Linked DNA regions of Homo sapiens: all the other regions are linked to region 4. The links are chromatin loops, found by intact Hi-C in ENCODE. Cell type or tissue: IMR-90. All regions are shown on one strand. Each heading gives the region's core, and the rest is flanking DNA. Links, peaks and the distances in the headings are about the cores only.

Evidence for each region. A loop is a pair of places that touch in the nucleus more often than their neighbours do. Peaks named below come from ENCODE experiments on the same cell type or tissue, not always from the same donor. Only the 100,000 strongest peaks of a DNase experiment are listed, where the experiment ranks them.
Region 1: it touches region 4 in a loop (5-fold over the local background); 19 of 110 quality-filtered maps call a loop at or near these places.
Region 2: a loop joins it to region 4, with 8 times the contacts of the local background. A loop is called at or near these places in 6 of 110 quality-filtered maps.
Region 3: a loop joins it to region 4, with 5 times the contacts of the local background. A loop is called at or near these places in 12 of 110 quality-filtered maps.

The regions. Positions count from the first base shown.
Region 1 is chr4:98,465,187-98,470,366 of GRCh38, forward strand. No RefSeq gene overlaps it. Among named protein-coding and RNA genes, the nearest start is that of TSPAN5, 190 kb to the right of the region's middle. In IMR-90, for the core only: a CTCF peak has its summit at 2,528 (motif pointing right); a DNase peak (open chromatin) is centred at 2,565; H3K4me3 peaks cover 307 bases; H3K27ac peaks cover 802 bases.
Region 2 is chr4:98,848,368-98,853,547 of GRCh38, forward strand. The region is part of intron 1 of LOC105377343 (a long non-coding RNA gene); the gene reads right to left. Among named protein-coding and RNA genes, the nearest start is that of EIF4E, 78 kb to the right of the region's middle. In IMR-90, for the core only: a CTCF peak has its summit at 2,205; a DNase peak (open chromatin) is centred at 3,674.
Region 3 is chr4:99,460,075-99,465,254 of GRCh38, forward strand. No RefSeq gene overlaps it. Among named protein-coding and RNA genes, the nearest start is that of ADH7, 27 kb to the left of the region's middle. In IMR-90, for the core only: a CTCF peak has its summit at 2,996 (motif pointing left); a DNase peak (open chromatin) is centred at 2,977; H3K27me3 peaks cover 143 bases.
Region 4 is chr4:98,148,289-98,153,468 of GRCh38, forward strand. No RefSeq gene overlaps it. Among named protein-coding and RNA genes, the nearest start is that of STPG2, 7.4 kb to the left of the region's middle. In IMR-90, for the core only: a CTCF peak has its summit at 2,278 (motif pointing right); no DNase peak of the experiment used is centred there; H3K27ac peaks cover 186 bases.

The DNA of each region.
Region 1 (5,180 bases), core at 769-4,768, 320 kb after region 4:
AGTTCTCCTTAGCCATGTGAAGCTGTGAGTCCATTAAAACTCTTTCCTTTATAAATTACCCAGTCTTGGGTATGTCTTTATTAGCAGCGTGAGAACAGACTAACACACCTTCATTGTGGATGAGGTAGTTACTGATCACCTCAATTACCACTGCTGTCATTCAGCAAACTTTCAAGTGCCTGGTATATGCCAAGTACTGGGCCACAATTCCAAGACTCTCTATACTGGACCTTGCTGCTTATCTGAGCTTTTCCCCACTCTTTCGTCTGGAGGTTCTGGGCCCTTCCCAACCTCCCCAGCAGCATAGGCTTTATTATGGCCCCTTCCACATTCCCCAGGGGCCCAGACCAAACCTCTCTTCCTTCTTGAGACCATCTTCCATTAACCCCTGTGTTCTTCCTGTATCTCAACCAGGCACCATTTTGAGAGATGTCAGTTTAGCTCTTGATGAATTGGAAATTTTCCACATGTGGGGTTTTCCCCTCCATCAGTTTACATTTCCTCAGGAACTTATGCAGCGTGCTTATAACACCTGCCTGGAACACAGTAAACTTCTAGTCAATAAATGTGACCTGTTATTTCAAGGGATAGATGATATATTCACCCCTAGTACCCAGCCTGCAACAGGTAGCCAGAGAACTAGTGGGCCTGATTCAGTTGCAAAGTAACAAGACTAAAGACAGCACAAGTGTGGAAATATGGCTATTTTCTTTATAAAACTTGAGTCACTCTAACAACTTGAATTTAAGATAATTTACTTCAAATAAATACAGAATGCAGACTATGACTTAATCATAATAAATCATTCTCTATGTTTAAAATGTCCCACAAAATGTTGATTGTTTTCTTTTTTTGTTTTTTTGAGTTGGAGTCTCAGTCTGTCTCCCAGGCTAGAGTGCAGTGGCGTGATCTTGGCTCACTGCAAGCTCTCCCTCCTGGGTTCACACCATTCTCCTGCCTCAGCCTCCAGAGTAGCTGGGACTACAGGTGCCCGCCACCACACCCGGCTAATTTTTTGTATTTTTAGTAGAGACGGGGTTTCACTGTGTTACCAGGATGGTCTTGATCTCCTGACCTCATGATCTGCCTGCCTAGGCCTCCCAAAGTGCTGGGATTACAGGTGTGAGCCACCACACCCAGCTGATTGTTTTCTTTTTTACGTATTTTTTTTGTTTGAGTCAGGATCTTGCTCTGTTGCTCAGGCTGGAATGCAGCAGTGCAATCATGGCTCACTGCAGCCTCCATCTCCTAGGCTCAAGCAATCCTCCCACCTCAGCCTCCAACATAGCTGGAATTATAGGCTTGTGTCACCATGTCCACCAATTAGAAAAATTTTTTGTAGGGAGACGGTCTCACTATGTTGCCCAGGCTGGTCTCAAACTCCTGGGCTCAAGCCATCCTCAGGGTGAGTCTATAAAGTGAAAGCAAATTTATTAACAAAAAAAAGGAATAAAAGAATGGCTACTCCATAGACAGAGGAGTTCTCAGGGTTGCCAATTGCCCATTTTTATGGTCATTTTTTGATGATGTGCTAAACGAGGGGTGGATTAGTCATGTCTCGCCTTTCTAGACCATGTAGGGTAACTTCCTGACATTGCCATGGCATTTGTAAACTGTCATGGCGTTGGTGGGAGTGTAACAGTGAGGACGACCAGAGGTCACTCTCATCGCCATCTTGGTTTTTGTGGGCTTCTTTACTGCAACCTGTTTTATCAGCAAGGTGTCTATGACCTGTGTCTTGTGCCAACCTTCTATCTTATCCTGTGACTTAGAATGCCTAGCCATCTGGGAACATAGCCCAGTAGGTTTCAGCCTCATTTTACCCAGGTCCTATTCACAATGGAGTTGTTCTGGTTCAAACGCTTCTGACAAGACCAAAGCAAAATCCAGGTGATTCACACTGGTGGTATGTATGCATATATGTGTGTATTTCTAAGTACAGTGTGTAGAAGTAACACACTGGTGGTTTTAGAAGAAATATAAAGATGTTCTATTCCTTGTTTCTGGAGAGTTGCTCATTTTGAAGAGGAATTGAAGTGCAAACCAGGGTCCTGGGGCCTTTTGTCACAAAAACCTCTGAAGTTCCAATGGAGGGTGGTGTTCCCTGGGAGGGAGGGTGCAGAGCATTGTCCTCCCAGCCCCATTGAGGACACCTTTAGGACAGTGCCTCTGCCTGGAAGATGAGCAGCTTTAGGCAGTCACCATCGTCGTCTAGAAACCACATTTGAAAACTGGTGGGAGGACAAGGCCCAGCTCCATCCTGCCGCGATAAACTCCCAGCAGCAAGATCCCAAGCAGGATAGATGGTGATGGGAGCAAAACGTCCTGTTCTCTCATCTTTCCAAAACAAGCCTTGCCATTTTCAGGAGCGTGTAAAGGAAATAAAACACCTACCCGCCCTAAGCAGGCAACATAAGCTGTGTACCTTCAAGTTTCTCCAAAGCACAAGCGCCTCTGAACATACAGTGTTTTTATCCCTGAACTATTCCAACTCCAGTCCGGAGTGGTTTTACGCAGTCGACACTAGAGGGCAGGCCATTAAAACGTTCCCGTTCAAACGAGTTGCTCTGCAAATGCAAGAGCTGACACAGCACCTGAAGGTCCGCTCCGTATCTGAAAAGTAGCTTTCCCCCACGGAGAATGCAAGCGTGCGTTCGGTATGGGGCAAGAGCGTGGGAAGCCTGCTACTGCTTTCCTTTCGGGGCATATTTACAGTGAAAGCCCGTGAACTCGCCTGCTCTTCCCTTAGATTTACTTTACTTGGGAATTCCTAGAAGTGGAAAAATAAATCACAATGGCCAGTGCGGGTCCCCAGAGGTTTAGCCCCGGCTAATGGATAACAGGAAGGGACTAAATCAGCCTCCTCTCACCAGCGGCAAGTTTACAAGAGAACCACTCAGCATGAAAACGCCAAAGCAAGCTGTACTTAATCCCTCAAGAAGTCCTAAAAACTGTAATTTTATTAAGTTAGAGACAGGGTCTTCCTCTGCCAACCAGGATGGAGTGCAGTGGTGCGATCATACTTCACTCCTGGGCTCAAGCTGTCCTCCTGCCCCAGCCTCCAGAGTCGCTGGGAGTACAGGTGCATGACGCCAGGTCCAGCTAATTAAAAAAAATTTTTTTTTTCATTTTTTTAAGACACGGGGTCTTGCTATGTTGCCCAGGCTAATCTTGAATTCCTGTCCTCAAGCAATCATCCTGTTTTGGCCTCCCAAAGTGCTGGGATTACAGGTGTGAGCCAGCCACCTTGTCTGGCCTAAAACTGTAATTTTATAAACTCTTTGTGGCAAACCCCTCCAAACAAAAAGGCTCGGGTGAGTGTAAGGATGGCTTTGCTCCAAGTTCAGAGTTTGGCTTCTCCGCCGTGCTCCCTGCCCCCACCCACCCCCCCACCCCCATCTGACTGCCTTGTCTGTTATCATGTGTAGATTTTCTATGGATTTTATTGTGTCATCATGATAAAGCCAATGTTAATGTATTTTTCAGGCAAATGCTGCATTTTCCTCCTCAAAGACTAGGCTTCTCACTCTGGAATTGGGCAGCACCTAGAAGCAGCCCCATGGCCTCACTGGAGAGAGCTCTGGCCATGAAACCCTGCTGGCCAGCGTTTATAGAGGGCTTCCCAGTTCTTCATTGGAGGTCTAAACAGGATTTCCCTAGAGAAGGAGGGCTTCGTGGAATAAATGACAAAGGGAGTTGGGGTGGCCTGCCAGGTCACTGGGCTCCAGCTCCTCATTGTTCAGCCCACAGGCTTCCCAGGGCGCCTGTCCAAGCCAGCCGGAAACAGACGAAACTGCAAAATCACTCCATTCCTGCCCACACAAACACGGGGAAATGAATGATCACTTTGCACAAGAAACCTCCAAGAGACACTTTGAGGATCCCCTTGAGGAAAGGACAACTGGGACCTGTGGCAGGAAGAAGGCTGAAAGAAAAGTCCAGGTTTATTACTCCCTGGGAGAAGGAAGAGGAAGAACAAAGGAAATGCACTTCTTTAAGTACTTCATGATGCAAAATATTTTTAAATTCCTGAGTTCACATTTAAAAACTGTATATTTTTAAATTATAGGAGCAATGATGTTAGTGGTAACCAGCCCAACAACAGAAATAAAGAGAAATTTAATAAGCTTCCCCTAAAGTCTACCTTCTACACATTGAAGAAACTTCCTCCAAGTTTTTGAGTTTTATAGACAAAGCATCCTTTTACTTCTGAGCTGTCATTTTTTTTTCCTTTGTTGGCTTATAGTTTGCAACAAGCAAAGAGGGCCAATGTAGACAATAAGAAAACTCAAGAAGCAGGGATTGGCCATCTCCAATCATCACTGATAAATTTCCTTAAAATCAAAATAACGTTGTTTCAAATATCTGAGATATGAGGCAAAACGTTTCTTGAACAAGTCTGACACTATGTTGTCAGGATCTAAGTGTGCTATATGAACCTTAAAATTTGTTTTCATTTGATCTTTGAAAAAAGTATTTAATCAGTTCTAACGACGGAAGTCTTCTTCTGCAGTGATAATTCACAATGAAAGACATTTAAGCTGACGTTTCTCTAATGGGTTTTTAAGATTCCAGCTCCAAGGGACTGTGAGAAATTATTTTCTTATATAAAAGGTTGTGAATATTATCAACATTTATCTAAGCCCATAAGTCATAAATCCCACCAGGCATTAAATTTTCAAGGGAGCTTTTAAAACATAGATTACCCTGTCTCCCACTCCAGAACTGCTAGGGGTAAGGTCTGGGGAATCTGTATTTCACATGGTCCCCAAGTGATTGTAACCAGCAGATGACCTCATGGGCAGGGATTTCCTACATACGAGGCTCTGGCCTCTGTGTCTTGTCAGTCAGCATTTTTAAGTACAAAGGAACCTTTCCCTTCCCAACTACAAAATCTTACCTTTCTGTTTCCCCTCCTAGAAAACTGGATCAGAACAATGCTTCTCAAAGTGTAGTCCCCAAACAAGCCGCAAACAGCATCACCTACGATCTTATCAGAATACAAATTCTCCAGCCCCACCCCAGACCTACTAAGTTAGAAATTATGGGCACGGAGCAAATGCATTCATGTGTTTTAACAAGTCCTCCCAGTGATTCTGACACCTGCTAAAGTTTGAGAACCACTGGATTCGAAAATTTCACAATTTCAAGAAAGAAGTAATGAAGAAAGACACACCATG
Region 2 (5,180 bases), core at 545-4,544, 700 kb after region 4:
CCAATTATGAGCTTGCAAAGGCTTTTAACTGTTCAAAATAATTTTTAGGGCTAACTATGACAGGAGCCCCAAAATCCCTGTTCTATGGAAGCCAGAGACCAAGAGGAAGTACTGCCACGTGGTTACAAGGTCAAGCTCCCAAGAACACTTTTCAACATGTGGTCTCTGGGCAGGATGAAACAGTGGACAATTGCCCTGAATAACAGAAAAGATAGAAAAGAGAAAGGAAAGGAAGGGAGAAAAGCATTGCCTGCAGCAGAGTGGGGAAGGCAAGGAGTTCAGGGAAGCCAGAGAAAGACACACCCATTACAGTGACACTGAATCAAAAGTTCAGGCAGCTGCTTGTTGGTAGTGAAGGAATCTTTTCCAGCAGTCCCATCAGCTCTTGAGATTCCCTCTTTGGGGAGAAAAAAAGTTCCCCATGTCCCATGATCCTGTACATGCCTAATCCTGTCACCCACAGCCATCAGCAAAGAGTGCAAGGCAGATTAATCCAAAAAGAATAGCAATTAACATCCTGTAGTGCCAAATCCGTTCTTAGCTGAGGTACTTTACTGAGAGGGATCTCTAACCCTCTAAATCTTAGGAAGGACTCTAACCTTCCTAAGTCAGGCCTTGAAGGCAAGTGCAGTCAAGTGTCCTGCCTTTTAAGAGGCACCTTTAACCTACTCTGTCTTAGGAGAGACTTTAACTCTCCTAAGTTGGGCCTCTAACCCAATCCCATCCTTTACCGGGATACCCTACCACTTACCCAAAGTCAGCCAATCAGTGTTGTAGTCTATTTCCTTTGGGTTGGGGGTCTCCTCAGTATAGTCCCTTTGGGGTTTGCAAGGAAAATGTTATTGGAAAGGGGTCCCAATCCAGACCCCAAAGAGAGGGTTCTTGGATCTCATGTAAGAAAGAATTTGAGGCAAATCAGTAGAGTAAATTGAAAGCAAGTTTATTAAGAAAGTAAATTAAAGAATGGCTACTCCACAGGCAGAGCAGCCAGTCATGATACATTATTTTTTAATGTATTGCTGAATTTGTTTTGAAATTATTTTATTTGGCCAGGCGCGGTGGCTCACACCTGTAATCCTAGCACTTTGGGAGGCCGAGGCGGGTGGATCACCTGAGGTCAGGAGTTCGAGACCAGCCCGACCAACATGGAGAAACCCCGTCTCTACTAAAAATACAAAATTAGCCGGGTGTGGAGGCGCATGCCTGTAATCCCAGTTACTCGGGAGGCTGAGGCAGGAGAATCGCTTGAACCCAGGAGGCAGAAGTTGCGGTGAGCCGAAATCGCACCATTGCACTCCAGCCTGGGCGACAAGAGCGAAAACTCCATCTCAAAAAAAAAAAAAAGAAATGATTTTATTTAGCATGTTTGCATCCATGTTCACAAATAAAATCGGCCTTTATTTTTCTTTTCTCATTTTGTCCTTGTTGGATTTTTGTATCAGGATTTTGCTAGACTTATAAAATGATGTGGGAAGTTTTCCTCTTATCTATTCTCTGGAAGAGTTTACAAGATTGAGATAATTTCTGCCTAAATGTTTGGCAGAACTTGTAGTTGATGCCATCTGGGCCTGGATACTTTTGTATGTGTGTGATAGGTTTTTAATTATTAATTCAGTTGCTTTAATAGTAATATGATTTTATTCCTCTTTCTTTCATAGGTTTAGTGAGTTGCATTTTTGTTGAAATTTGTCCCTTTAAATCAAACTTTCAAATGTATTGGCATAAAGTTATAAAAAAAAAAGTTTGTTATCTTTTGAGTGTTTGTAGAATCTGAAGTGACATTTTTCTTTAAATTCCTGATCTTGGGTATTTCGTTTTGCTTTCTTTCTTGATCAGACTGAACAACTTAATCAAATGTATTAATGTTTACAAGGAACCCACTTTTAGTTTGGTTGGTCCTTGCTTTTGTAGATTTGTTTTCTGTTTCATTCATTCTCCTATCTTTTTACCATGCTTTTCCTGAGCTGTAAATTTGTTTTAATTCTCTTATCTTTAACACTCCTTTCTTTTTACTTCTTTTCTAACTTTAAGCATTAAAATGAATGCTTAGCTTATTAGCTTTCAGCCTTTTTATTTTCTAATGTAAAGTTTCCTCTAAATAGTGTTTTAATTGCATCTCACAAGTTGAGGAGCCACTGACAATTTATTCTTCTACTTAAAAAAAAAATATGATTTCCTTATTATGTTGATTTGTCTCCCTCCTCTGGAATATAAACTCAGTGAAGGCAGATATTTTTGTCTATTTTGTTCACTGATTTATCCCCAGAAACTAGTACTATGCCTGGCACACAGTAGGTAATCAAAAAATATTGAAGGAATGAACAACTTAGAAGTTGAGGGCACCTGTAGTTCTAGCTACCTGGGAGGCTGAGGTCAGAGGATCACTTGAGCCCAGGAGTTCCAGACTGCAGTGAGCCATGATTGTGCTATTGCACTCCAGCCTGGGTGACAGAGTGGGACCCTTCTCAAAAAAGAAAGAAGGAGGGAAGGAGGGAGGGACGGAGGGAGGAAGGCAGGAAGGAAGGAAGGAAGGAAGGAAGGAAGGAAGGAAGGAAGGAAGGAAGGAAGGAAGGAAAGAAGGGAGGAAGGAAAGAAGGGAGGAAGGAAGGAAGGAAAGAAGAAAGGAAGGAAGGGAGGGAAGGGAGAGGAGGGGAGGGAGGAAGGAAGGAAGGAGGGGAGGGAGGAAGGATAAAGAAAGAAAGAGAAAGAAAGAGAAAGAGAGAAAGAGAAAGAAGAACAAGAAAAAGAAAGAAAGAGAAAGAAAGAACAAGAAAAAGAAAGAAAGAAAGAAAGAAAAGAAAGAAAGAAAGAAGAAAAGAAAAGAAAAGAAGTGGATGATTGTTGTGAAGAAAACAGAACTGGGTGAGGAAGACTGGGAAACAACATGGAGTTTTTACAATTTGAGGAGTTAGAGTCAAGGTAGAGCTTGATGAGCAATGACTTGAGGAGGAGTGGGAATATGCCATATGGATATCTGGAGGAAAGAGGCTCTAAGCAGAGGAAAAAATGGAAAAGCCTTGAGACTGGAATACTCTAGAAACGTCAAGGAGAACAGAATGGCTGGTGTGGAATGACCAAGGAGGAGATTACTAGGTGATAGGGAAAAAAAGAGGTAAAGAGTGTCAGAGCACATAGAGTCTTTGGGATATGAAAAACTTTGGCTTTTATTATGCGAAATGAGGAGCTATTACAGCGTTTTGAGCATGCATATTGCGTTTTTAAAGGATCATTTTAAAGGATCATTCTGGCTGTGCTGAGAATATAACAGAGAAGGAAGGATAGAAGTAGGAAGACTAGTTAGAAGGTAAGCTAAGACTTATTGAAGTGACTTCAGGCAAAAATTGGAAGAATTAAATTGGATACAACAAGGAAACACAACCTTTTTAAGTTTTGCAGAAAAAAAAAACAGAAATGATTTAAGGAAAGGTTTTATTTTTTAAGACGGTAGCGATAAACAAATATTTGTATACTAATAGAAATGACCCAATAGAGAGCAAAGCATGAGTGGTTCCCAAAACCCAGGATTCTAAACTCTGGGAGAGGAAAAGAATCAGTACAAGAGGGTGAAGGGAGAAGAGCAAGAAAGATACTAGGGCCTGATGGAGAGTGGTCACTGAGACTTTTATGTAAACACTAGCTTCAAATTACAGCTACCGGAAATACCATTCCCCCTGGAAAGTTTCAGAGTAGGGTGGCATATCTCCTCCCCTTCCACATAACCAATGCTACAATTGCAAATCAGGAAAGAATGGTTTCACATAGAAGTGAGAGTGGGTTTGTCAGCCTTTTCTCCAACCTCCATGGGAGAGCTGCTGTGGACCCCAGAGTTCACATTACCACCATTTCTTCCTTGCATTCTTGATTTTATTTTCTGGTAAACTGCATGTGGTTTATCTTAATATTTAAATCCTACCTCCCCACTCCTGCACCATATTCCCTCATCAAGACACGTGCTGTCTGTTCTCTTTATTTTGCAAATCCCATAGCAGAATTAAGTGGGTGGGTTATTTGCCAGCAGATCATTTAGAGAAAGATGTAATCATCTAGATCGGGGTTTCTTGACTTCAGCACTATGACATTTGAGGCTGGATAATTCTTGGTGGTGAGGGGTGCTGTTTGGTGCATTGTGGGATGGTTAGCAGCATTCTTGGCCTCTCCCTACAAGATGCTAGTCACACCTTCCTCCCCACTTTCCCCTCATCCCAATTGTGACCAAAAAAACAAAACAAACAACAACAATAACAACAAAAAAACAGAAGTACTCCAGACATTGCCAAATGTCCCCTAGGGTTCAAAAATTGCTCCCAGTTGAGAACCACTGATTTAGATGTAAATTTTCTCAATTCATTAGCCAGGAGCAGTGGCTCATGCCTGTAATCCCAACACTTTGGGAGGCTGAGGCAGGTGGATCACCTGAGGTCAGGAGTTTGAGACCAGCCTGGCCAACGTGGTGAAACCCCACCTCTACTAAAAACACAAAAATTAGCTGGGCATGGTAACGGGCGCCTGTAGTCCCAGCTACTCGGGCGTCTGAGGCAGGAGGATCACTTGAAGGAGGTGGAGGTTGCAGTGAGCCAAGATTACGCCACTGCACTCCAGCCTGGGCAACAGAGTGAGACTCATCTCAATAAGTAAATAAATAAAATTTCTCAATTCATTATCAACAGATCCTGGTGGTGTCAATAATATACGGAAAGAAGCTGAGGATTTATTAACTATATCTTTATTCTCTGATTTATTTATGTCAAGGATATCAGTGTTAACCTTCCACTTCTTACCACCATTCCAAAATGAATATTATGGACCCTCATTTTAGCAACTGGTACCTTTCTGCACATGATTGGCCTGGGAGAATAAAGGAATGAGTAAAGTCGGACTATGGAAATTTAAAACATCATTGGTGAGATTTTACCATCAGAGGCTCTTCAAAATATTTGCCTCAAGCATCATGGAAGAGACTTTTTTTTCTATCAACTAATTGCTGATAACCTAAAATTGATGTTATCTGCATTGGACCCATTAACATGTATTACTTCGTGAGGTATCAAAAAAAACCACACAGCATCAGAAAAGCTCAATCAAGATTGAAAAAAGATAAATTTGAAGAATTTATGCTACCAGAATTCAAGACTTAGTGCAGAGTTGCAGTAGTTAAGATAGTGTGGGATTGCCACAAGAAT
Region 3 (5,180 bases), core at 615-4,614, 1.3 Mb after region 4:
CTTAGTCATTTTCAGTTTGGTTCATTTTCAGTGTTTCATGGTGAAAAGAAAACAGGTTTTGGAGTTAGAATCTAAGCTTGACCAGGTACTAACTATGTACCTTGAAAAAGGTACTGCATTTTTCAGAGACCCAGTAAATAAGGCATGTCTTAAAGAGGTATTATAAATGTAGAATAACATAATGAAGTTAAAGTGCACACTGTAATAGGTACTTACTAGGACAGTTTTATTTGTGATTGCTAATCATTATTTTGGAGGGTAATACCTTTCATTTTTCAACCAAAGTACCTAAAGATTATATATAGAATATATATTCTGATATATAGATATATATATTCTGATATATATCTGTATATATATGATATATAATATATATATATATGCACTTTTTTTGAGACAGGGTTGCACTCTTTCACCCAGGCTGGAGTGCAGTGGCTCGATCTCAGCTCACTGCAACCTTTATCTCCTGGGTTCAAGTGATTCTTCTGCCTCAGCCTCCCAAGTAGTTGGGATTACAGGTGCATGCCACCATGCCTGGGTAATTTTTGTATTTTTAGTAAAGACGGGGTTTCACTATGTTGGCCAGGCTAGTCTTGAACACCTGACCTCAAGTGATTCACCTCCCTCGGCCTCCCAAAGTGCTGGGATTACAGGTATGAGCCACCGTGCCCGGCCCTAAAGATATATTTTAAGTCAATGTAAGTCTTCTGGACAGCACCAACTTCCTTTCCCTGGTCCCCCATCCATCCTGCTCTGTAACTGGGTGGGCTAACTGACTCAGGTGGACTAGTCCAGGGCTTTCTTGCCCCTTGGCTGCATTTTGGCCAAGGGAGGTGTCAGTTGGAGGTTGGGAAACAGAGTGCAGGGACAGAATGAGGCAGAATCAGGTTGGGGTATTTATTCCCCAGACACCTCTTGGCTGGCTCCCTCTATCCAATGAATCTCTGTCCTGAGGCCCTCTTCATACAGCCCTGCCTCTCTCCAGCTTCCAGCAAGTGCTTCCTCTCCTGCTCCCACACATACCAGCTCCAGGGTCCTAGACCCTTTCTGGTTGCTTTTACAAAATGCTATCCATAGGTTTATAAATAATCTCTTAAACTCTTTGCAATAACTCACCTTGATGACACCACCTATTTATTTCCTACTAAAGCCAGAAATGACACAATGATTGTTACATTTTCTACTATTATTCCTTCCAGACTGCATTGGATTTTGTTTCAATAACCTATAGATATTATCAGTCAGATTATTTCATGAAGCTTGCCTCCATAGATAACAGAAATATGTGCTCTGGAGGAACAGAAGCTTTGGTTTCAAACGCAAGTTGGTTCTGGTCATGACTCTGCCACCTTCCAAACTAAGTGGTCCATCCACAACTTCTTTATAAGCCTCAATTTTCTCACCTGTAAAATATGGGTAATAAAAGTTCCTGCCTCGTAGGATGATTGTGGGGGTTAAATGGAATAAATGCATGTAAATTGCTTAATGGAGTGTAGAACATTGTGATCATTCAATTAGCTATTAATATTATTATTCTAGGAAAAAGAAAAGGATGTCCCCCCAGGCGACCATAAATGAGCAGCTGGGCTGTCAAATTTGCCTTTAATACTGTAACATTTCTGGTACTGGTCAAGCTACTGAAAACTCAGTATTGTATAAACCCAACATGACAGGGAACAGGGTGACAGGGCATTGGTGGAGCGGTCAGTGCCCTCTGGCCCTAGAGCAAGTCTTTGAGGCCTGGTTCTAGTTATTTTTCTCAACCCTGGGTCTTTATCAATCACCAGGGAAGGTTTTTCAAACATAAACTGTTGGCTGGACTTCAGAGCCTACACGATTTTGCAAAGCTCCTCAGGTGCTTCTGATGTTTGGGTTAAGAGCCAAAACTCTTTATTCCAAGGGTCATTGGTACTGTCCTGGACAGAGGTGGTCCTGGGCTATGCCCTGTAGGTTTCCTCTAGTCCATAGCCAGAGAGGACCAACATATCTTCAGAGAAAGCAAATACTTAGAAAATCCTAGGGTTAGGAGGATAATATTTATCCTTGAGGCAGGGTTACCAGCCACAGATTAGAAGTAGGAGACGCCTCTTCAACTTGGAATAAAGCCCTGGTACCAGATATTAACAAACTCAGTATTCTCAGAGGGAAACTCTCAAACTGCTGACTTCTGCACATGGTCTGTTAACATCCAGGTGCTTCAGGGTTACTGCAACTGCCCAAATTCCAACTTTTCTGGAAGGACAGTGCCTGTCACTGACTGGAGATTCTTTGTGTCTCCCCCTCTTCCCTTGCCCTCCTTTCCCACAGCCTACTGTCCAGCCATAAGAGTCTATCTCTAAGTCAGTGCCTTTCATTTCACCAACTCCACACTTGTCTTATGTATTCATTCATTAAGTCACTCATTCACTCAGTAAATATTTATTGAACTATCACAGAGGGTAAATCCCACCTAAATATCTGGAGAATCTGCTGCAAAAAGTCCCCAAGTGATCCTTTGGTATTCCCAGAGCGAGAAGGACTCTTCTAAATATTCTCATCCTTGAATAAAAATTTAAGGGCCAAGCATATTCCATATTTCTCTGGCACTTGTGAGTTTGTAAAGCATTTTTGTAGGGATTATTTTAATTGTTAATTCTGCTTATCTTGGGATGTATTATTATAAGTATTTATAGCTTAACTTTAGTGAAGAAAAAATGGAAGACTATTGAGGTAGGTTGCAGAATGTCAATTATTGAGGTAGGTTGCAGAATGTCAATTATTGAGGTAGGATGCAAAATGTCAATTATGTCAGTGGAAGTAACGTATTGCAGAATGTTCCAACTTATCAATAATGTCTTATCGAAAGGGCTATATAGTAGCCTTTACTTTTACCTTCTAAGGGTTTTTAGTTTAGGGAGGTAAATGGCCACAGCCTTTCTTGCCTCCAATCTTGTGTTCCACCTCTTCCCTAGCTGACTGGGCACCGTGAAGTCTGTGCCTGGTGTGTTACCACCACCTAGTGGTGAATATAGCACTTAAACCCTGTGACTGGAAACAAGATGTTAGAAGAGAATATATAGGTAGACTTAGATTAACATCGGTTTGAAAAGAATCTTGAATTTCTCTTCCCACTCCAGAAAGCCACCCTGATATAGATATATTCTTTTGACAAGTTTAGATAGTACATAATCAGCTATTTTTAAAAGTAGGCATTCCAGTGCCTTTTTGCTGTCTTTTCTCTTGTCACACCCTACAGTAATTTTTCCTTAAAAGCTTTTTTTAAATCATAAACCAACTATCATTTTAACTATTCAGTATCTGTGAAATATCTAATATGGATATGCAAATGGCAGAGAATGCTCTTTAAACTTCTTTTATCAACACTTAAATTACAGCACTTCTCTCAATGAATTGAAATATCTCTTCTCAGAGCCAGAAGAACTATGTATTCAGAAGTGCTCCATTTTGAGTTCTAACAGAAATAAACCTAAGATATTGCTTGATAACAGCTGATAGTAATTAGACCCACTGACTGGAAAAAGTAAATGCATAATACTTTGCATTACTTTGGTAATCCAAAGTAATGTCACTCATCCTAAGATTCCCTAAAGGAGCTCAGGAAACATTTCCACTGTCTGTCCTTTTTATTCAGCTGAGGGAGCAGAAAAATGAGAAACAAAGAGCTCATTCATATGTGTGAATTTTGAGAATCTGTCAACATTCTCAGGCTGATGATGCACCACTTCTCCCATTTTTTCTAAACATGGAACCAGTTCTGCCACTGGCTTCTGTGCGACACTGGTGAACTTGCTCACGTGTTTTTGGGTTTCAATTCCCCTGCCACATTACTTTGTTTAAAAGAACCATGATCCTACAGTCACCTTCTACTGGGTTGAATGGTGGACACCCAAAAAATGTTCATATACTAATTCTCTGGGACCTATAAATGTGACTTTATTTGGGAAAATGATTTTTACAGATGTTAATTAGGTTAAGGATCTCTTGATCATTCTATATTATCTTGGTAAGCCCTAAATCCAACACCCTGTATCCTTTTAGGACACACAAAGGAGATAACACAGAGAGATGGAGAAGACCATGTGAAAATAGAGGCAGAGTTGAGAAATACACAGTAAGCCAGCAAGCCAAGAGAAGAGGGATGGCTGGGTTATATGGTAGCTTTATTTGTAATTTCTTTAGGAACTTCCTTATTGTTGTCCATAATGGCTGCACCAATCTACATTCCCATCAACAGTGTACAAGGGTTCCCTTTTCTCCACACCCTCACCCACACATTCTGTTGCTTCTCTTTTTGATAATAGCTATCCTAAGATGTGTAAAGATGTATTTCACAGTAATTTTGATTTGTTTTTTTTTTTTGAGACGGAGTCTCACTCTGTCACCCAGGCTGGAGTGCAGTGGCGCGATCAGGGCTCACTGCACCCTCCATCTCCTGGGTTCAAGCGATTCTCCTGCCTCAACCTCCCAGGTAGCTGGGATTGCAGGCATTTGCCACCACGCCCAGCTAATAATTTTTTGTATTTTTAGTAGAGACAGGGTTTCGCCATGTTGGCCAGGCTGCTCTCAAACCCTTGACCTCAAGTGATCTGCCCGCCTCAGCCTCCCAGAGTGCTAGGATTATAGGGGTGAGCCACTGCGCCCAGGCTTGATTTGTTTTTTTTCTAATTATTAGGGATGTTGAGTACCTTTTAATGTATCCATTAGCTATTTTTATGTGCTTTTTGACAAATGTCTACATCAAGTCCTTTGCCCATTTTAAAACCGGGTTATATATGTTTGTATGAGCTATTTATAAACTTTGAATATTAACCTCCTATCTGGTATATGGTTTACAAGTATTTTTTCCCCAATCTGTAGATTGCATTTTCATTTTGTTGGTTCTTTCCTTTGCTGTGCAGAAGCCTTTCAGTTTGATATAGTCCCATTTATTTATTTTTGGGACTAAATCCAGTTTCTCAGCACCATTTGTTGAAGAAACTATCCCTTCCTCGTTGTGTTTTCTTGGTGCCCTTGTTGAAAATTAATTGACCATACATATTTGGATTTATTTATTTCTGGGCTCTATGTTCTGTTCTATTGGTCTATGTGTCTGTTTTTATGCCTGTATCATGCTATTTGGGTTGCTATAGCTTTGTAGTATATTTTGAGGTCAGATCTTGTGATACCTGCAGGTTTCTTTC
Region 4 (5,180 bases), core at 685-4,684:
AATTTCATATGATTTCACATGTCATGAAATATTATTCTTTAAAAAAATCTTTTCAACCACCTAAGAATGTAAAAAACATTTTTGTAATGGTATGAGAATAAGGAAAACAATAAAAAATGCAGTACTTTCTTTTTAAAAATATGAATGGAATGGTAAGGCATTTTACTTTTCTTTCTAAGAACGTCGAATGAATAATAAATAAAAAGTCTTTTTAAAGTATGATGTGTGCTTTTAGAAACTGAAAATGGATGAATTTGGCACTTCTCATTCTTTTAATTCAGGATGTTAAAAATGGAAACTCTATATTGAGGTTCAAATCTCATGTAGCTCAACTTATAAATTGTTGACAACAAAGTTTAAGAATATATTTACATGGCATTTGTAAAAAGCTACTGTCTTGCATAATGGTCCCAAAGGAGTTTATTATAGTTTTAGGAGATTCTCAATTGTTGGGATTCTGTCTCAGCATGGTACAGTGTTTCACTAAATATAGGTAGCTATATTTTTCTATTATATATACAAACCGTATTAAATTGATTTGTAGTTCTCATTGATTTAGAGGCTAAGGATAGCCTGACTTCAGGCTAAGTACTTTAAAAATAATTACCTTGAATAATATTCAGCCTTAAAAAGGAAGGAAATCCTGTCACATGATACAGCATGCATAAACCTTGAGGACACTACACTAAGTGAAATAAGCTAGTCACCAAAAGACAAATACTGTGTAATTCCACTTATATGAAGTATCTAAAGTAGTCAAGTTCATAGAAACATAAAGTAGAATTGTGGTTGCCAGAGGACAGGGTGTGTGGGGGAGGAAATGAGGAGCTGTTTGAGGAGTATAGAGTTTCAGTTTTATGAGATGAAAAAATTCTGGAGATCCATTGCACAACAATGTAAATGTGCATAACCTTAGACACCTGCACATTTTAAAATGGTAAATTTTATGTTATATGTTTTTTGTCACAATTAAAAATAAAAAAAATTACCTTAAGTTACATGAGTGCTTGTAAAATCTCTGATGTTTGATAAAGCATACTTTATTTTCACAGTTGTAATATAAAGGATTTGTTGACAACATGTTTTTTCCAGGGTAATGGAAAATTCTATTGAAGCCCAGTAAATAACAAGTATTTATTAATTGCCTACTATGAACAAGACATTGAGAGTTATGCATAACATTTCTATAGAAATGTAGATATGTATATATAGTTGTTGGCACAAGTCCCAAAAACATAAATTAAATGACAATTCAAGAGACAAAAACTGTCAAGAACATAATAGAAGTCACAGCACAGTATATGATTAATAGTTAAGTGAAGGTTACTAGATAAATCTTTAGCCTAATTTAACAGGTGTAATAACTAATATAAGTGATGTGCATATGTCCTACATATATGGGTAGGTAGCTGCAGAAATGTTTCCTAACATATTTGTAGTAGAAAAGAATTGATATTCATTACACATCATTAGGTTTCTGCACAACTCTTCTATATATGGTACTCAAATTTACCCTTATTAGCTCCCACCCCCACCTTTTTTTTTTTAATATATAAAGGTTAGGTCTCAAAAGTAATCAGGTAATTTCAAATTCATGCAAACAAACCTTGGAATATGTAAGTGCAAAGCATTCTACCAATTAGTGTCAGCTACCAATATACTAAAATAAAATGTTTTTTCTCTACCTTCTCTCTCACATTCCCCCTATTTATCATAATGCAACCTTTAACTTCTCTTTTCCTGCTCTTATCAAAACACACACACAACCCTGATTCTCCCAGTTCTCATAGTAGGGTCTGGGGTAACAATACAGCAGACAGGGGAAAGGCAAGGAAGGGAAGAAAAGGCTTCAGCCATCAAGGGATCCTTCCTCCCTTCCAGTGGATCTTTCCTCCCTTCCAATAAGAATCTCATAATCTAGTAGTCTTCAGCCTCCTTACAACTCTTCTCAGTCCCCTCCTCACTAGTACACTCCTCAGAGAATGTTATACTAGATGAAGCAAACAAATCTTAGGAAATGCTTGGAATGACCACACTAATTCCTAGGGATTAGCTAGAATATTTTCCTGTGCCTGAAATACACTCTTCCAGTAACATGTGTCCTAATTTTGTTTTTATTTTTGTAATCATATTTCTTATCTGTAATATTAGGGGATAGACAAATAGATGTCTAGACTTATTTTAATTTTCAAACTTTGAGATTCTAGAACTGAAAAATAAATCTTAAAAAAAAAAGGTTTTTTTATTTTTAGTAAAGGGCACTAGATGGCACAATTCCACCAATTTATGCTAATAAAATCACTCATCCTTTTATTCACATATAAAATAATTTAACTTTACAGTTACACTTAAATAATTTGACAGAAAACCTATATAACAAAGGTAAAAGTTCTTGAAAATATAATATTTCTAATATACCACATTTTATATCCTTATTCATTAACAGAATAACCAGAATCCCAACCCTGCATGAATAATTTGTTACCCAAAGTAAATAGGTATCTCTCTATAATAAAATGCAGCAAAAACTTACAGATATTGAACATTAATTTGTATCAAATGTACATTTTATAGTATTACTGATAATATAATAAAACTCTATCCAACAATAAAGTGAACTGGTGGTTCCATTGACTACAAATGCTTAAAATAAGGTACTAGAAAGACTAAACGCTCACAAGTCTGATTTATTTTTACTAACTGCTTGCCTTAGACCTTAGTTTCCTCAAGCCTAAAAATGAAAAAGTTGATCTAGAAACAATCAGAAATGATTAAGGTCTACTTGATTTAGCATTCAGTCGACCTCTTATTCCTTTAAAGTACCATATTTACCACAAAAGTCCCAGATCTGTCCAGTGTTTTTACTATCACTTCATTCCCTGGGATTATTTATAGTTCAGAAAACTTATCAGTCCTTAAGCTACATTTTGACATATAAGACACAGCACATCAGCCAAACAAACAGAATGTACACTGCACTTGGACCATCTTCCAACTGTGGCTTAGGCTCTTGGAGTAGTCCTACCTTGCCATTAGATGGCAAACACTCCTGCTAGGTGGTGCAATCAACAGCGGTAGAAAGAGGTTCTAAGAGAGAAATGCCCCTACTTAGATATTCTTGCCTGATGAAAAACTCTTCTCTTAGGAGGAAAGTCATCATCTTGGGCAAAAGTAACAGCTTCTAGAAGTTCACATGTAAAGAGGAAGTAGAGAAAATGACATCTACCTTGCTAAATACACTGTCGCAAGTTATTCTACATATTAATGGAGGGACATGGTATACAGCTAGATTTCTTTTACATTGCAACAAACTAGACAGAGCAGGGTGGTGGATGTGGAGGGGAGGGGGAATGAAAAGAAGTTACAATTCCTACAGAGGAACTCTTAAAGAAGTACCGGAGACTGTTGAAGGTTGTGTCTGTAAATGGTTTCTCAATGGTAATACTAAGTGGGCAGCGGTTTCTTACAGGAAGTTGTTCCCAGGTACCTAAGGCAGCTTATCTATAACAGCTGGACTAATATTCTCTCTATATCTGCCATAATCCTATTAAATGTTTTACAGAAAGACTTGTAAGAAACCCAAATTATAGCCATAATGCTGCTGTTATCTATAAGCTCAACAAGTTAATCAGCTCTCTCTCCCTCTTTTTTTTTTTTTTTTTTTTTTTTTGAGACGGAGTCTTGCTTTGTCGCCCAGGCTGGAGTGCAGTGGCATGACCTCTGCTCACTGCAACCTCCACCTCCCTGGTTCAAGCGATTCTCCTGCCTCAGCCTCCCGAGTAACTGGGACTACAGGCACCCGCCACCATGCCCGCCTAATTTTTTGTATTTTTAGTACGGGGTTTCATCGTTTTAGCCAGGATGGTCTCAATCTCCTGACCTCATGATCCGCCTGCCTCGGCCTCCCAAAGTGCTGAGATTACAGGCATGAGCCACCGTGCACGGCCAGCTCTCTCTTTTTAAGATAATTTACCATGATAGGATGGAGAGAATTTTTTGTTTTTGAATACTAAAACTGTACTTACACAGCCTCTTTTTTGTCTCTCCTAAAATAATTTTTAACCAGTATTCTAACCACCATGTATTAAACATCATGAAAAATAATGAGGAAAAGAGTACTATCCAGATGATAGTATTTGTAAAAATAAAATATCAATATATGGTATAGAGAATATATGAACCCATTCAACACTTTTAAGAGAAGCATTATAATGTGGTTATATAATGGACATTGCGGTTTATTCCCCAACATTTCCATTCCATCCCAGAAGACTATGTGAGCAAATTATGGTAATTCATTCCCTTTGTCATTGATTAGTTCAGAAAAGGACATAGGACCCAACTGTGGCTGTGGTAGGCATCACTCTAAAATGGCTCCCCAGAGATTTCCCATTCAAATTCCTAAAAACTACAGATATAATGAGATGGCACTCTCATGACTAAGTTATGTTATAAGGCACAGCTTACCTAAAAATAGGGAGATTATCCAGGTGGGCCACATCTAATTACATAAGCACTAAAAGCAGAGAGGTTCTTCAGCTGATGGCAGAATGGAAAGTCAGAGAGAGTTGAAGCATGAGAAGGATTCAAGGGAACCACCTGATGAGGGATGCAGAGAGCCACAAGGGGCTGAGAGGAATCCCCAACTGATAGCCCACGAGGAAACAAGGACAAAATCCTACAACCACAGAGAACAGGATTTTGTCAATGAACTTAGTGAGCTTGGAAGTAGATTCTTCCTCAAATCCTCCCAGCCCAGCCCATCCTCCACTTTGGATTGGGCATTGTAAGGCACTAAATAGAGAACCCAATTGTGCCCCCCAGGACTCTGACCTACAGAACTGCGAGATAATAAATAAGTGTGGTTTGGTGCTACAAAATGTGTGGTAATTTGTTATGACAGCAGTAGAAAGCTAACACAGTAGCCAAAGAGCTGTAAAATAGAGACTTCTAGGAGTTCTAGGGAAATTTTACTTATTTCTAAGTAAATATTTCTAGGTATTTATTTTACTTATTTCTAAGAAGGAGCCGCAGAACAAAATGTTGTCTCTTCTTTCTCTAGATATTGCATTGTCTAGACCTAATGGCTAGAGCTGACTTGTCGATGTAGAGGATTATGTTGACAGAATTTCTGAAAACTAGATCACCCTACAATCACAGAATAAACCTTATGTGGCAAT